Linked DNA regions of Homo sapiens: region 1 is linked to region 2. The links are chromatin contacts, found by Hi-C or POLR2A ChIA-PET in ENCODE. All regions are on one chromosome and are shown on one strand. The core of a region is the stretch at or near the end of the contact, and the rest is flanking DNA. Distances in the headings are between cores, read along the strand shown. Region 1 overlaps SLC26A8 (solute carrier family 26 member 8). Region 2 overlaps MAPK14 (mitogen-activated protein kinase 14).

The links. A loop is a pair of places that touch in the nucleus more often than their neighbours do. ChIA-PET counts read pairs that join two places held with the same protein, here RNA polymerase II (POLR2A). Pooled maps may share reads with other maps.
Region 1: a loop to region 2 is called in a map of Calu3, with 4 times the contacts of the local background. The contact joins two enhancer-like sites. A Hi-C loop is called at or near these places in 2 of 168 maps with a recorded cell type or tissue (Caco-2 and Calu3) and 4 of 50 pooled maps. POLR2A ChIA-PET finds 5 or more read pairs at or near these places in 5 of 52 experiments (HepG2, Panc1, SK-N-SH and 2 more).

The regions. Positions count from the first base shown.
Region 1 is chr6:35,972,019-35,975,062 of GRCh38, forward strand. The region is part of intron 10 of SLC26A8 (solute carrier family 26 member 8); the gene reads right to left. All of the region lies in intron 3 of LOC105375035 (a long non-coding RNA gene), which reads left to right. Among named protein-coding and RNA genes, the nearest start is that of SLC26A8, 51 kb to the right of the region's middle. Within about 2 kb of position 1,758, at least 4 of the 41 ENCODE cell types and tissues checked have a DNase peak (open chromatin) inside an H3K27ac peak, as active enhancers do.
Region 2 is chr6:36,094,112-36,096,933 of GRCh38, forward strand. MAPK14 (mitogen-activated protein kinase 14) reads left to right here. Exons shown (of 12, transcript NM_139012.3): 9 at 1,876-1,955. Among named protein-coding and RNA genes, the nearest start is that of MAPK13, 35 kb to the right of the region's middle. Within about 2 kb of position 1,265, at least 10 of the 41 ENCODE cell types and tissues checked have a DNase peak (open chromatin) inside an H3K27ac peak, as active enhancers do.

The DNA of each region.
Region 1 (3,044 bases), core at 508-3,007, 120 kb before region 2:
GCTGAGGCTGTGGCCAGAAGGACCAGTAGGTTTTGCTGCAGCCACTGGAGGGAAATGAGTTCTAGACAGCAAGAAATTAAGTGAAATCTAAACACATATACACAGTTTGCATCTATGCCAGATAAAAAATAAAAACAAAGTGACCCTTGATGGCAGATTATTTTTGAGAGGTTCAGAGCCAGCCCCATATTTCTCTTTTCTGCAGTCCTAAGAAACTTTGAAGAAATAGGGACATTCTCAGGCAGAGTGAATCAAGAGCCCCCAGCGGGTTGGCGCACGGTGGCTCATGCCTGGAATCCTAGCACTCTGGGGGGCTGAAGTGAGAAGATCACTTGAGGCCTGGAGTTTGGACAACATAGTGAGACCCTGTCTCTGAAAAAAAAAAAAAAATCATAAGGCCTCCAGAGATAAGAGGTGGAGAGAAAACTCCACTCCCATGGAATGAAGAAGATGAATGAGTCTCATAGGTCTTTTCTGGTCCAGATTAGGAACTCAAGAGTATAGTCTGGGCAGCTGCCATGTGTAGGGCCAGGGGTCAGCAACATTCTCTGCTTGAGCCAGGGATTTGCAAGGGGCATGTCAAGGCCTCAGGGAGGGCTTCTCAGCATTCCTAGGGACATGCCTCCCTGTGGAGGGCCGCTGCACTGCATTGAGAGGTGTCACTGGCAGAACTGTGCTGCACAGATGAACAAGGTGGCAGCGGAAAACAAAATGAGTGCCATAGGCTACCTTTGAGGCAGACCTTCTGTTCAACAGGCTAAAATGCTAAAAATGGGCTTGCTCAGGGGTTGGAAATTCAATCGTCTGCCAAAACCCTCTCAAAACTTGGCCTTTCTATTCCCAGAATCAATGAGTGCATTTGGCACAGCCAGTCTTCCTCCAGTCTGCATTGCACGCACAAGTGGAATCCTGCTGTTAAGACAGCTCTGAGGCTGAACTGAAGCCCTTCTTCCTCCTTCCATCTACACATACCCTAAACCCTTTCAGTACTCCATGAAAGTCCCACTTCTGCCATCATTCTCCTTCTTGCAATATTTATGCCGCTTTTTAAAAATCGTCCTCATTCTGCACTCAATTTTCCTTGCACTGTGATTTAGTTTTTTTCTAGCCGTGCACATCTTGTCTCCCAAATTTACATTATGCTTATATACTGAATAAACAAAGTATGTCATAAAAAGTTAGTGGAACTAATCTCTGGAATCTCCATTTCCATTTCTTCTTCTAAAACTCTCCAAGTCTCTTTGGAGTCTCTTTGACTCCAAAGTTTTTGCATGCTTGTACAAAACACTCTTCTTCTGAACATAGCCCAAATTTCTCTGTCTATTAAGCAGTAGTGGAAAAGGCCAATGTGTCCGGAAGAAGCTCTGTGACAAACAAAACTTGGTCCACATAAAATGGTACAATGTAGTCTTATTCTAGACCAAACTTGTCCAACCTGAGGCCTGCGGGGCCACATGTGGCCCAGGACAGCTTTGGATGCAGCCCAACAAAAATTCGTAAACTTTCTTAAAACATTATAAAATATTTTAGCGATTTTTTTTTTTTTAGCTCATCAGCTATTGTTAGAATTAGTGCATTTTATGTGTGGCCCAAGACAATTCTCCTTCTTCCAGTGGGGCCAGGGAAGCCAAAAGATTGGACACCCCTGCTCTATACCCAGGCTCTCACCCCTGCCTAATCTTTCTGACTTGTATTACCTTTTACCTTATGCTTCACCACATATTTGCCCATGGACTATGACACTTTGTCTTTCCATGTGAAAGTTGACTGTTCATTCTGCTGACACATTCGTTTCTGACCATGGCTACACCTTTTACTATGTTTCTGCAGCAGAAGCTTGTCTTTGACCTCTGCCACTGTTTCTCTGGCGTCTGAATGCTGACTCATTCCCCGGGCAACCCCAGTTTCAATTCCGATAGCTCTCTGACATTTTGTCACTCTGCATAGTTGAGATGGGACACCTCTCAGGTTAGCCTGTTGTAATTTTATCTAGTCAGTTCAAAACTCATGAACATTGGGCCGGGCCCGGTGGTTCATGCCTGTAATCCCAGCACTTTGGGAGGCCAAGGCAGGCAGATCACTTGAGTTCAGGAGTTCAAGACCAGCCTGGCCAACATAGTAAAACCCCATCTCTGCTAAAAATACAAATGTTAGCTGGATGTCGTGGCGGATGCCTGTAATCCCAGCTACTCGGGAGGCTGAGGCAGGAAAATCACTTGAGCCTGGGAGGCGGAGGTTGCAGTGAGCCGAGATCGCGTCACTGCACTCCAGCCTGGGTGACAGAGCAAGACTGTGTCTCAAAACAAAAACAAAAACAAAAAACAAAACTCATGAACATTAGACTTATAAAATCTCATGCCTGCAATTAGACACTTTGCCTCTACAGTCTTTTCGACCACCATTCTCTCTATGTATGCTTAACACATGCCTAAACATTTAGTTTACTGACTCAGAATACCTGCAGAAAATCTGACCTAGATAATTTTCTCTTATACAAAAGTAGAACAATTATACATTCTCTAGGCTCTCCTAGACAAAGACCTGACACCCTGTCATGAAAGCCCCTTGCCATGCCCTTTTGAAGAAGCCAGGAAAATTTTTGCTTTGCTGCCAAGGTGTGTAGAGTTGTATTATTGCTTTTCCAGACTAGGTGTGAGAATGCATCTTCCCACAGGGGGAAAGCATTAGCAGATGATGGTAAGTTTACCAGAAATATTCTTTTTTGTTTGTTTGTTTGAGACGGAATCTCATTCTGCCACCCAGGCTGGAGTGCAGTGGCACCATCTCAACTCATTGCAACCTCTGTCTCCTAGGTTCAAGTGATTCTCCTGCGTCAGCCTCCTGGGTAGCTGGAATTACATGTGTGCGCCACAACACCCAGCTAATTGTTTTTTTTTTTTTCTTTTTTTTTGTATTTCTAGTAGAGATGGGGTTTTACCATGTTAGCCAGGCTGGTCTCAAACTCCTGACCTCAAGTGATCCACCCACTTCGGCCTTCTAAAGTGTTGGTATTACAGGCGTGAGCCACCACACTTGGCCAGTTT
Region 2 (2,822 bases), core at 15-2,514:
TACTTGTCAACATCTTGAACTGAGAAGCCAGTATTAAAATCTTAACCTTTATAACACAATGATTTTTGCCATTTGCAGATGACAAAATTCCCTGTTATTCTTAATTTAGAAATAATGTGAGTGGACTTGTTTCTAGTTTGTTTTTGCTTGCTAAAGAACACAAGTTGTTTGGGTTTAGGGTGGGGTTTGGCGCACCTTTTCTGAAAGGGCCAGGTAGTTAATATTTTAGGCTTGGGAACCATATGGTAACTGTGCTTGTTGTAATTGGAAACACCTATAGACTGTACATAAATGAATGGGCATGGCTGTGTTCTAATAAAACTTTATATATAAAACAGGCAGAGCCTGGGGTTTGGTGACTCCAGCCTAGAATTTTCTTCCATTTAAGCTGATTTCATGTCTGAAAGAAAGTAAAAGACAGGATGTCAAATTACTGCATTAAGTTATTCCTATAACGTAGGCACCTGTGGCTTATAGAGACTGTTGTTTTTAAGTGCTGCTATGTTGCCTTTATATGTATAACCATAAGCAAAAATTTCTTTCATCCTGCTCTACCTTTTCCTCAAATATTTTGACTACCTGTCATGTACCAGATGTTAGGCTGGGGATAAATGGTGAAGAGGCAGAGTGGCCCCTGTCCTCGTAGAGCTGTAGACCAGTACAGGGGGCAGACAGTAAGCAAATAAAGTAATTCTAGGCTGTGATAAGCACTATGATGTTATCAAGCATGGTGCTGAGAGAGAATTGGGGGGTGGGGTGTTATGTATATAGAGTGTTGAGGGGAGGCCTCCCTTAGGAGGTGAAGTTGAAGCTGAGACCTGAAGCCAAGAGGATTTAGTCATGTGAAAAACCTGATGGGTCAGAAGACAGTCATCCTCCCCTTCTCCCTCCCTGGAATGTCAGTCAGTATAAACGTGGATAAACTGTTCACATTTTCAGAGGAAATATTAAAAGCTATTTTATAATATTTTTCCCCCTCTTTTTAACTTCCTTTTTAGGTAAGATTAAAAGCAATGAGAACAAACAAATTTTTGTCTTCTGGTTAACACATGCACATACATTCTGAGTATACATTGAAGTGTTAGCTACCAGGATAAAAGTTATGGCATTGTGGCCTATTATTTAGAGCCTTTGGGATGTGTGAAGTTTGTTAAGCATTGTTCATTTGCATTTTATAAGGTTGAAACCGCCTGTATTTGCGTTCTCATGGCGCTCCTAAAGGAACATGCGATGGGAGAGCGCCCTCTGCTGGCGACTCTCCCTCATAGTGCCTGCTATAGCCAGTGTGAGAGGCGAGGCTTCCCTTTCCAGAGGGTGTGCTCCAGTGGTCAGGCTTTGGGGTCTCACAGGCCTTCCACTGTCATATCACAAGCTCTTTAGGTCACGCTTGGGAGAATATTCATAAATAGACTTGTACATCCCTAGCTCCTGTCTTCTGCTGCTTTTTTCCTTATCTGTGGCCCTCTAATTATCAGTGCACTTTGCTGAACTGGTTACTGACACTGTGATGGCAGATGAAGAGGGCAGTGTAAACTGAGTGAAGCTCTTGTGTTTTCACCTGCTGTCTTTGGCAGCTAAGAACCAGCTAAAGTTGCCTCACTTTACTGATACATGCTGTTGACAGATGCATAAAATGAATATAAAGTGGATATGTGTTTGGTAGCATTTTGAATCTTTGTACAGGAGGAGCATGCCCTACGTGAAGTGATCATCCTGCAGGAGCCTTGACCTAGAGGGATTCACCGTGTTGGCTAGGTTTGGGGTGTTTCATTTTTGTTCTCGGTGTGTTCTGTTTGTTTGTTTTTGTTTTGTTTGTCATTGTTTGTTTTTCATTTTTATTTTGTCCCAACATTTTCCTTTATGGTCCACCATTAGATATTGATCAGTTGAAGCTCATTTTAAGACTCGTTGGAACCCCAGGGGCTGAGCTTTTGAAGAAAATCTCCTCAGAGTCTGTGAGTTGATGCTTTGTAATTATCTGCCCTGTTGGGAGCCTCTGCCACTTGCCTTCTACCAATCTGTACTTTGACCTGGGTGTGTTTGTAAGCACACATGCCCTTTGTGTGCTGACTTCCCGGATGAGTGAGGTATAAGACAGTGTGAGTGTGTGTGTGCGTGCACGCATGTGTGCCTGCTTGCATGCACAAGTGTGTTTTATTCTCTATCTGGGTACACACTAAGATCACGGGAGCCTCCATTAGACAATAGTATCCCAGTAAAGCAATGAGATTTGAGATTCTAATTCATTCCAAGAGATTAATGTAAACTTTGTGTCTCTGTCCTCAAGACCTGACTTTCTTCTTTCTCAGAAGTTTCACGTATGCTCTAGAGCTCTTTTCACTGTTTCTAGTGTTTGTTCTCAGAGCATGAGCTTCACCATGTATTTAGTTTAACTTAATCACTAAAAGAATAAAATGTACATTGTCTGCACACTGTTGCCCCTTCCCAGAAGTTATTTTTTATTGTTTTAGAATAGATACTCACATATCCTATGTAAAATGTTTGTTCCCAACAGAGGGACCTTTCTACCCAGTCCCTAGACCCCACTCAGAAGAAACAGCTTCACTCCTGATACCTCAGATACACAGGAATGTGGTTATAAATTTTCCTCCTATTGCCTTGTAATTATAAGTTAGATAACCTGAGACAGAGTTTGGAACTAGTGCTTTCTTGCTTCTAAGCAGGGACTTAGACAGAAGCCATGGGAATGTGAGTCTGGCTTACTTTTGCTATGATTTCCTGCTCTTGGTCATTTTCTTGGGCCAGAGGCATGAGAGAAGCCATGAAAGCCCAGCTTTTCTTTTTCCCTCGATCTGCTGCCA